Linked DNA regions of Homo sapiens: region 1 is linked to region 2. A link is an interaction called in ENCODE POLR2A ChIA-PET data of the cell type or tissue named here. Cell type or tissue: PC-9. All regions are shown on one strand. Links, peaks and the distances in the headings refer to the core of each region. The heading gives the core; the rest is flanking DNA.

Region 1 (5,378 bases), core at 166-5,165, 61 kb after region 2:
AGTCTGTTCCTCTATAAAAGATGAGAGATGTTCACTGACTTTGTGCAGTGAGAAGGCAGCAAGTACTCACGGCTGGTGCTGTGGGACCTCACAGCTTCTAAGGAGAGGGGCTGGGAGGGCCTTTGCCATCAGATCTGCCAAGCACCTAATGCTTGCCTGTGGTGAAGGCAAGATGGACCAAGGGCCTTGGAGAAAAGGGCTCCCAGGCTTCTGAACTTTGAGGCCTCAGCACTTTCTGCATTATCGTCAAACTCTTTGGAAAGAAACCAAATCATTAAAAAGTAGAAAGAAATCTGCCTCTTGTCTGCCCTACTGCCCCTTTACCCCCACTCTGTCCCCAAATGATATTATTGCACCTTGACCTGGGAGCGCAGAGAGGGGAGGGAGTTGGCAGAGACTTCTGGTGCCCTCTGCCCTCCTAGCAACAGATGCCACTTATATTTTGGCCCCTGGCAGCCTCGCCCAGCCCCTGATCAGCCCAGGCCTAGGGCAGTTAGGACCTTTCTGTTTATTTTCTGAAGCAGAGAGAATGATCTCAGAGTTTGCAAATGAAGCCTTTTTTGCACTTTCATTCACATGCACTTTGGTGGGGTTACATTTTTGTACTTGCCTCTTGTGTGTGCACATGTGTGTATGTGTTCTTTAAGAGAATCTTCTGGCTTAAGCTAAGGTGACTCTTGAAGGAGAAAAAGTTACAAACAAAATGTGGTGTGATCTGTCAGTGTATCAAAACAACATAAATAAACTTGAACAACTGATACGCAGCCAGAGTCTGTTTCTATTTTCATGATAAAACATCCAGAGAACACAAAATGGTTATCAGTAGTGGCACTACTGAAGAGACTAAAGTGTTCTCTTTGTTGTTAGTTAGGGGTCCTTATAGTTTTTAAGGAAAGAAACAAAGGATAAGGATAAATGGGTATCTGTCTGCACTGAAAGTGTAAACAGTGGGAACTCCCAGAGATCGGTGTGTAAAAGGGCCTGATCCTTAACATTTGATAAATGGTCAAGGGCAGAAAATTCAATGAAACCTGTAATTTTTAAAATAATAATATCAGCTGGGCACAGTGGCTCACACCTGTAATCCTAGCCACTTTGGAGGGCCAAGGAGGGAGGATCACATGAGGCCAGGAGTTCAAGACCATCCTGGGTAACGTAGCTAGATCCTGTCTCTATAAAAAAAAAAAAAAAAAAGTATTTTTTATGGTGGCATATGCCTGTAGTCCCGGTTACTTAGGAGGCTGAGGCGGGAGGATCACCTGAGCCCAGGAGTTCGAGGCTGCAGTGAGCTGTGATTGCAACACTGTGCTCTATCCCAGTGCTCAAATAAAAAATGAAAACATCAAACTTTCAGATGGGGAAATGTCAACCTGAACAGTTAGATTTTGTTAAGCTTCCCAGAGACTACAAGCAGGTGGGAAGGTGGCACCTTTCCCACCTTAAAGTGTTTGATCACTTTAACTGCTTTCTCGTCAATATCCTTAATTTCTTTGCCCTGCTGCTGTTCCAGATCACTTGTCTAGAAGCTCCAACCATGGAGCTGTCCGAGAGCGCATCCTCTCCACACCACAACTGGGAACCTACCTGACCGAGATTGGTGCCATGATAGACTGGTAGACCCTGGCTTCAATGTGAACTGAACCCTCAGGGCTACCCAGGAAGCACGTAGGGTCTGGGGGCTTTAGCTCTGACTTCCCTTTTCATGCTTCTCAAACCTCCTACCCCATTGTCTTGACAGATATCCTTACCATCCATGTCACAGAGAAAGTGGAAGTCATAGGAAGAAACACCTTCACCTTCCTGCCGTCTCATCTGCATGTCTCCTCCCACCCCCATTCATTCTGTTTCTTTCCTATTACAGTGGAAGACTTGATGCTTCCAACTTGTCAGAAGCTAATCTTCTACTAGCCATAGCTGCAATAAAAGGAAAAGAAACATTAAGAGACAGGAAGAGGCTTTTGGACATTTAAAATGGGATTATGGAGATAAAAATTCAACACAAGGGTCAAAAGATAAAGTTGAGGACATTTCCCAGTAGGCAGAATAAAAAGAAAAAGAGAGGCCGGGCCTGGTGGCTCATGCCTGTAATCCCAGCACTTTGGGAGGCCAAGGCAGGCAGATCACGAGGTCAGGAGTCTGAGACCAGACTGACCAACGTGGTGAAACCCCGTCTCTACCAAAAATACAAAAATTAGCCAGACATGGTGGTGCGCTCCTGTAATCCCAGCTACTCAGGAGGCTGAGGCAGGAGAATTGCTTGAACCCGGGAGGCAGAGGTTGCAGTGAGCCGAGATTGCACCACTGTACTCCAGCCTGGGTGGCAGAGTGAGACTTCACATCAAAAAAAAAAAAAAAAAAGAAAAGAAAAAAAAAGAAAAGATGAGAAATGGGAAAGAAGAAAATATCAGAGGACTAGTTGGAGGCCCAAATATATGATTAATAGAAATTCTAATAAGAGAGAACCGAGAAAACAAATTATATCAAAAACAAACAACAAACTTGTATACTGAAAACAATAAAACATTGCTGAAAGAAATTCAAGAACACCTAACTAAATGGAAAGAGATCTGTGTTCATGGCTAGGAAGACTTAATATTGTTAAGATGTCAATATTACCCAAAGATATTTACATATTCAATGCAATCCCTATCAAAATCTCAGCTGATTATTTTTTTCTTGCAGAAATGGAAAGACAGATCCTTAAATTCCTATGGAATTGCATGAGGCCTCAGATAGCCCAAACAATCTTAATAAAGTATAACAAAGTTGAAGAACAAACCGATTTCTTTCTTTCTTTCTTTTCTTTTTCTTTTTCTTTTTTTTTTTTACAGAGTTTTGCTCTCGTTGCCCAGGCTGGAATGCAAAGCCACAATAATCAAAACAGTGTGTTACTGGCATAAGGACAAATAGACCAATAGGATGGAATTCAGAGTCTAAAAACAAGTCCATATGTCCATAACCAATTGAAATTTTTTTTTTTTTTTTTTTGAGACAGAGTCTCGCCCTGTTGCCCAGGCTGGAGTGCAGTGGCGCGATCTTGGCTCACTGCAAGCTCCGCCTCCCGGGTTCACGCCATTCTCCTGCCTCAGCCTCTTGAGTAGCTGGGACTACAGGTGCCCGCCACCATGCCCGGCTAATTTTTTGTATTTTTAATAGAGGCGAGGTTTCACCGTGTTAGCCAGGATGGTCTCGATCTCCTGACCTCGTGACCCACCCGCCTTGGCCTCCCAAAGTGCTGGGATTACAGGCGTGAGCCACCACGCCCGGCCTAACCAATTGATTTTCAGTAAGAATGCCAAGTCCATTAAATGGGGAAAGTACAGTTTCTTCAACAAATGGGTCTGGGGTAACTGGATTTATACTTGTAAAAGAATGAAATTGGATACCTACCTCACCCCATATTCAAGAATTAACTCAAAATGGATTGATGACCTAAATATAAGAACTAAAACTATAAAACCCTAAGAAGAAAACATAAAGGTATATCTTCATGACCTTGGAATTGGCAATGAATTCTTAGCTATGGCACCAAAAGCATAAGCAACAAAAGAGAAAATAGATAAATTGAACTTCATGGCTGGGCACGGTGGCTCATGCTTGTAATCCCAGCACTTTGGGAGGCCGAGGTGGGCAGATCATAAGTCAAGAGATCGAGACCATCCTGGCCAACATTGTGAAACCCCGTCTGTACTAAAAATACAGAAATTAGCTGGGCGTGGTGGCACACGCCTGTAGTCCCAGCTACTCGGGAGGCTGAGGCAGGAGAATCGCTTGAACCCGGGAGGCGGAGGTTGCAGTGAGCCGAGATCTCGCCACTGCATTCCAGCCTGGGCAGCGGTGCAAGACTCTGTCTCAAAAAAAAAAAAAATTGAATTTCATAAAAATTTAAAGACTTTTGTGCATCAAAGGACATTATCAAAAAAGTGAAAAGCACCTACAGGATGGAAGAAAACATTTGCAAATTTTACAAGGGTTTAACATGTGGAATATATAAAGAACTCCTAAAACTAAGCAACAAAAAGCCCAGTTAAAAGATGGGCAAACAACTTAAATAGATATTTCTCCAAAAAAATACATACAAATGGCCAGTGAGCCCATGAAGAGTTGCTCAACATCATTAGACATTAGGGAAATGCAAATTAAAGCCACAATGAGATATCACTTTCTACCCATTATGATGGTTATAATTTTTTTAAAAAGGAAAGTAAAACGGTGAGGCTGTGGAGAAATTGGAACCCCTGTACATTGCTAGTGGAGACATAAAATGGTGCAGCTGCTATGGAAGAGAGTTTGGCATTCAAAGCGTGATGTAGGCTGAAAAAAAGAGTTTGGCAGTTCCTTCAAAAGCTAAGCATAGAACTATCACATGATTCAGCAATTCCACTCCTGGTATATACCCAAAAGATTTGAAAACATACTTGAATGCCTATGCTCATTGCAGCATTATTCACAGCAGCCGAAAGATGCAAACAACCCATGTCATCATCAACAGAAAACAAAATGTGGTCTATCCATTCAGTGGAATCTTAATTCAGTCAAAAAAGAATAAAGTTCTGATACTTGCTACAACTGGATGAACCTTGAAAACATGCTAAGTGAAATAAATGAGGCCGGGCGCGGTGGCTCATGCCTGTAATCCCAGCACTTTGGGAGGCCGAGGTGGGCGGATCATGAGGTCAGGAGTTTGAGACCAGCCTGGCCAACATAGTGAAACCCTGTCTCTACTAAAAATACAAAAAATTAGTTGGGAGTGGTGGCAGGCGCCTGTAATCCCAGCTACTTAGGAGGCTGAGGCAGGAAAATCACTTGAACCCGGGAGGGGGAGGGTGCAGTGAGCCGAGATCGCACCACTGCACTCCAGCCTAAGCGACAGTGCAAGACTCCGTCTCAAAAAAATGAAAAACAGACACGAAAGAACAAATATTCCACACATATGAAATATCCAAAATAGGCAAATTCATAGAGATGGAAAGCAGATTAGAGGTTACCAGGGACTGTGAGGAAGGGGAAATGTGGAGTCATTGCTTAATAATTACAGAGTTTCTCTTTGGGGTGATAAAAACAGATTTTTTATTAATTAAATAGATAATGATGATGTTTATACAACATCATGAATATACTTAATGACACTGAATTGCACACTCAAAAAATGGTTACAATGGCAAATTTTATATTTACCACAATAAATTTCCCTTTAAAAGAGGAAGACATAGGATCCAGGAAGCAAGACACACCAAGGAAAGAGACAAAGGGGATTTGCAGGCCAGTCACCGGTGGCTCACGCCTGTAATCCCAGCACTTTGGGAGGCTGAGGCAGGTGGATCTCTTGAGGCCAGGAGTTTGAGACCAGCCTGGCCAACATTGCAAAACCCGTCTCT
Region 2 (5,378 bases), core at 84-5,083:
TGGACAAAACAAGTCCAGCACGTCACTCATTTCGTCACTCGACGCTCCTGGGAGACCCTAGGAGCTCCACTTTGGTTCCTACTTCTGACACCAAATTGTTCTTTGCTTAATTAATGTTTAATTGGTCTAAAGTTAAATGAAAAACTGTAGACAAATTAAACAGATTAATTAAGCAAAGAACAATTTCTGAATCATTCAGTCCCCCAAACCAGAAAAGGTTCTGTGGCTGGGCGCAGTGGCTCACACGTTTGGGAGGCTGAGATGGGAGGATCACTCGAGCCCAGGAGTTCAAGACCAGCCTGGGCAACATAGCAACATCCCATCTCTTAAAAAAAAAAAAAAAAAAAAAAAAAAAGAAAGAAAGAAAAACAGGATAGGTTCTGAGAGTTTCCAGTGCTGCCGCATGGTCAGAGAGAATTTATGGACAGAAAAAGCAAAGTGAGGTAAAGTAACAGCTGGATTGCGTACAGCTTTGCATTTGCCTTATTTGAACACAGTTTGAACAGTTGGCCATATTTGATTGGCCAAAACTCAGTCATTTGGTATGAGGGTAGGATGTAGTCTGTTTACATACCCAGTTAGGTTATAGTTCACTATGTACAGAGAAACATTTAGGCTGAACTTAAAATATGTAAGGAAGCAGATTTAGGCTAAACTTAATTTTAACAGCTTGCTTATCTATTTCAGTATCTAGAATTCCACAATGCCTTTTTTTTTTTTTTTTTTTTTTTTTTTTTTTTTTTTTTTTTTTTGAGAGTCTCTCGCCCTGTTGCCCAGGCAGGAGTGCAGTGGTGAGATCTCAGCTCACCACAACCTCTGCCTCCTGGGCTCAAGCAATTCTCCTGCTTCAGCTTCCCACGTAGCTGGGATTACAGGTGTGCACCACCACACCTGGCTAATTTTTTTATGTTTAGTAGAGACAGGGTTTCATCATGTTGGCCAGACTGGTCTCAAACTCCTGACCTCAAGTGATCCACCTGCCTCGGCCTCCCAGAGTGCTGGGGTAACAGGCATGAGCCACTGCGCCTGGACCCACAGTGCATTTTTAACGGACCTGAGTTATTATAAAGGGCTTTGCTGTACTGAGCCGTGGCTGTCACACCATCATCTGTTTCTTTGATTCCTCTGTTCCTCATTCATGCATCCTGTACTACACTAGGCAAGACAGATAAAGAGCACAGATCCCCAGGCTTCAGCAGCCTGTGCTTTCAAACAAGGCAATACAGCATCTTCAGTATGAGTGCAGGTTCTGGAGCCAAAGTCTGGTTTTACTACCCACATTTAATCTCACTATTAAATGAAATTTATGGGAAGCCATTATTTTGGACTGAGCTTCTGCAATGGGCCCCAACAGAAAAGATCAAACCAAAATGAAGTTATTGATGCTAAAGTTATTTGTCACCAAACCAAACAACTAAACTGGTTTTCTGATCTTCGGAGAAGTCAGGAGAGAAAGATGACAGCCAAATCCCTAAACTGGCCAGTTTTGGTCTACATAATAAGGAAATTCCCTATGCTTTAGTCTTTATAAGAAAAGTAACCTGAAGGTAACTGATCTGCTTTTTGTATTATGCTATTTCCTTGTTTTTGCTCAAACTATCTTATAAAAACTGATCTGTCATGCCCAATGGAACATGAAATCTTTAGAGGAGACACTGCCCAATTTATGGTTCACTAATAAAAGCCAATTAGATCTTTTTTTTTTTTTTTTTTTTTGAGATGGAGTCTGGCTCTGTCACCCAGGCTGGAATGCAGTGGCGCAATCTCGGCTTGCTGCAAGCTCTGCCTCCGGGGTTCGCGCCATTCTCCTGCCTCAGCCTCCCAAGTAGCTGGGACTACAGGCGCCCGCCACTACGCCCAGCTAATTTTTTATATTTTTAGTAGAGACGGGGTTTCACCGTGTTAGCCAGGATGGTCTCGATCTCCTGACCTCGTGATCCACCCGCCTCGGCCTCCCAAAGTGCTGGGATTACAGGCGTGAGCCACCGTGCCTGGCCTCTTTTTTTTTTTTTTAAGACAGTCTTGCTGTGTCACCCAGGCTGAAGTGCAGTGGCACAATCTTGGCTCACTGCAAGCTTCACCTCCCAGGCTTAAGTGATTCTCCTGACTCGGCCTCCCGAGTAGCTGGGACTACAGGCATATACCACCACCCCTGGCTAATTTTTGTATTTTTAGTAGAGACAGGGTTTCACTATGTTGGCCAGGCTGGTCTCAAACTCCTGTTCTCAAGTGATCTGCCTGCCGTGACCTCCCAAGTGCTAGGATTACAGGCATGAACCACTGCGCCTGGCCACATCTTTAAACTAAATTTGTTGAAATTTTGTTTTTTAATGTCACTAAACTGTAAGAAAGAGAAAACCAGGAGCTGGCCTGTCAGTCACTGCCAGGCCTTGGTGTTCTGTGGAACATACATGTTTTCACAGAATAACAACATTGGACAAGACTGCTGTAAGACCACAATGGAACAAGACAAAAGCAAGTCTATTCCCCAATCATGTCTGAGCACAAACAAAACCAAGAACATGTCTAAACCTCAAAAGGACCAAACATACCCTTAGGCTGGCTGATATGAGTCACAAGCTGTCTTTACCAATTATAGGTATATCTCTACTCTAGATTTCCTGCCTTCTAGCAAAAACATTATTAAGATTCCACGTCATAGTACTCGTACCTTTGCTTCCTGACGACACTCAATCCAGAGCAAAGCTCTGCTTCCCTGAACCCTCTCCAAAATGATCTTACAGAAGCCATATTTGCCATTTTTAATTAATTAATTTATTTATTTATTTATTATTTATGAGACAGAGTTTCACTCTGTGGCGCAGGCTGGAGTACAGTGGCACGATCTCGGCTCACTGCATCCTCTGCCTCCAGGTTCAAGTGATTCGTCTGCCTCAGCCTCCTGAGTAGCTGGGATTACAGGCACCTGCCACCACATCCGGCTAATTTTTGTACTTTTAGTAGAGACAGGGATTCACCATGTTGGCCAGGTTGGTCTCGAACTCCCGACCTCAGGTGATGCCCCCACCTCAGCCTCCCAAAGTTCTGGGATTACAGGTGTGAGCCACCATGCCTGGTCAGTATTTGCCATTTTTAATACCTGTATTTTGCTGGGATATGCCTCACACCAGCTAACCCAGGATGTGCATGTTTCTGGAAGTCCTTGAGAAGAACCTTCGATGTGCTATAATCCTAAGGGTAACTTGCCTGCATTGCTCCCTAGTGGTCTGAGGTTTCAGCTGAGATAGTGAGGGTGGAGAGGGGCGGGTGTGATAGTGATGGAAACACACCCCATGTAGATCAGAGGCAGCAGAAGAGGGCAGGGAGAAAGTTGAGACCTGGCTTTGCTGTATACTACTTTGTAAGGCCCTGACCAAGGCTGGTGATCTCTCTGAACCTTGTAGTTCTTCCTCTAAAATGGAGCTTCCTTCTTCAGGGGACTGGTAAGAATTAAAAGCACAAAGTACATAAAAAGCTTTGTAGAACTGGACTCTTTTTCCTGGATCCTGGTACCAAGGCAGGATCATGACTTTCCCAGGACCCTTAGCAAAATGTCCTATTTAACTTTTTTTTAAAATGTAAACCGATTTTTAGGTAGGGTGTGCTGTCTCATGCCTATAATCCAAGCATTTTGGGAGGCCAAGGCGGGAGGCTCACTTGAGGTCAGGAGTTCAAGACTAGCCTGGGCAATATGGCGAGATCCTGTCTATAAAAAATGAAAAAATCAGCCAAGTGTGGTGATATGTGCCTGTAGTCCCAGCTACTCAAGAGGCTGAGGTGGGAGGATCGCTTGAGTCTGGATGTTTGAGGCTGCAGTGAGCCATGGTTGTGCCTATGGGCTCCAGCCTAGGTGACAGAGTGAGATCCTTTCTCAAGAAAACAAACAAACAGATAAAAAACACACACACACACAGCTGCTACTCTGGTTGAAGTAGGGGAATTACTTGGAATTCTCCCTCCAGGGACCACCACCCCCTTACATGCATCCTTTTTTTCTTTTATGTCCCTGGGGACATAGCCCAAAAGTTCCTGGTTTATACATTGTGCTATTCAAAATGCTGCAGTCTCCCACAAATGAAATCTAATTCCGTACACGTCATTAGGTCTCATAGATCCAATCCTGTTATGTAAAAGTTGAGGGAGTTACACAGTCCTTTTATGAAACAAGAATTTGTCAAATCAAATGTTGCTTCAGTCTTTGCAGTGGCCCTGGCTGCCACGAGATTCACCCTGCAGTACAAAGTGCTCCAGAAAACCACTTACATGAGCTGAGCCTCCTGAGCTGCCACGAGCTTCTGGGGCACACACTTCAGAAACATCCTCATGTGCTTTGCACTCACCCCCTGCTTCTGTTGTTTTGGTGATTGCTGCACATACATTCCAAAAAGAATCACTTACATGTGTTACAGGAAAGGGGTCCTGATCCAGACCCCCAAGAGAGGGTTCTTGGATCTCATGCAAGAAAGAATTCAGGGCGAGTCCACAGAGTAAAGTAAAAGCAAGTTTATTAAGAAAGTAAAGGAATAAAAGAATGACTACTCCAGGCCGGGTGCGGTGGCTCACGCCTATAATCCCAGCACTTTGGGAGGCTGAGGCGGGCGGATCACCTGAAGTCAGGAGTTCGAGACCAGCCTGGCCAACATGACAAAACCCTGTCTCAACTAAAAGTACAAAAATTAGCCGGGCGTGGTGGTGGGCATCTGTAATCCCAGCTACTCGGGAGGCTGAGGCAGGAGAATCATTCGAACCCGGCAGGCAGAGGTTGCAGTGAGCTGAGATTGCGCCACTGCACCCCAGCCTGGGCAACAGAGCAAGATTGTCTCAAAAAAAAAAAACAACAACAACAACAAAAAACTGACCCTACTAAGGGCTGCTGCTTGCCCATTTTTATGGTTATTTCTTGATGATATGCTAAACAAGGGTTGGATTATTCATGCCTCCCCTTTTTAGACCATATAGTGTAACTTCCTGACGTTTCCATGACATTTGTAAACTGTCATGGTGCTGGTGGGAGTGTGGCAGTGAGGCATACCAGAGGTCACTCTTGTCGCCATCTTGGTTTTGGTGGGATTTTGCCGGCTTTTTTACTGCAACCTGTTTTATCAGCAAGGTCTTTATGATCTGTATCATGGGCTGACATCCTATCTCACCTTGTGACTTAGAATGCCTTAACAGTCTGGGAATACAGCCCAGTAGGTCTCAGTGGCATTTTACCCAGCCCCTACTCAAGATGGAGTTGCTCTGGTTCAACTCCATTGGACGAGATTTACCTCCATTGGATTTACCTCTCCAAGTTGCCACCTGTAACCCTAGGATCAGTATTATGACATTTACATGACCAACCTTCCCAATGCCTGCACAATTTGCCTATTCTGGAA

The links. ChIA-PET counts read pairs that join two places held together with the same protein. Peaks named below come from ENCODE experiments on the same cell type or tissue, not always from the same donor. Only the 100,000 strongest peaks of a DNase experiment are listed, where the experiment ranks them.
Region 1: POLR2A ChIA-PET joins it to region 2 with 6 read pairs; 3 of 35 experiments call an interaction of 5 or more read pairs at or near these places.

Annotation. Positions count from the first base shown.
Region 1 is chr20:43,550,191-43,555,568 of GRCh38, forward strand. It overlaps a transcript of L3MBTL1 not described here. Among named protein-coding and RNA genes, the nearest start is that of SGK2, 6.1 kb to the right of the region's middle. In PC-9, for the core only: no CTCF peak of the experiment used is centred there; no DNase peak of the experiment used is centred there.
Region 2 is chr20:43,489,718-43,495,095 of GRCh38, forward strand. No RefSeq gene overlaps it. Among named protein-coding and RNA genes, the nearest start is that of L3MBTL1, 15 kb to the right of the region's middle. In PC-9, for the core only: no CTCF peak of the experiment used is centred there; a DNase peak (open chromatin) is centred at 2,574.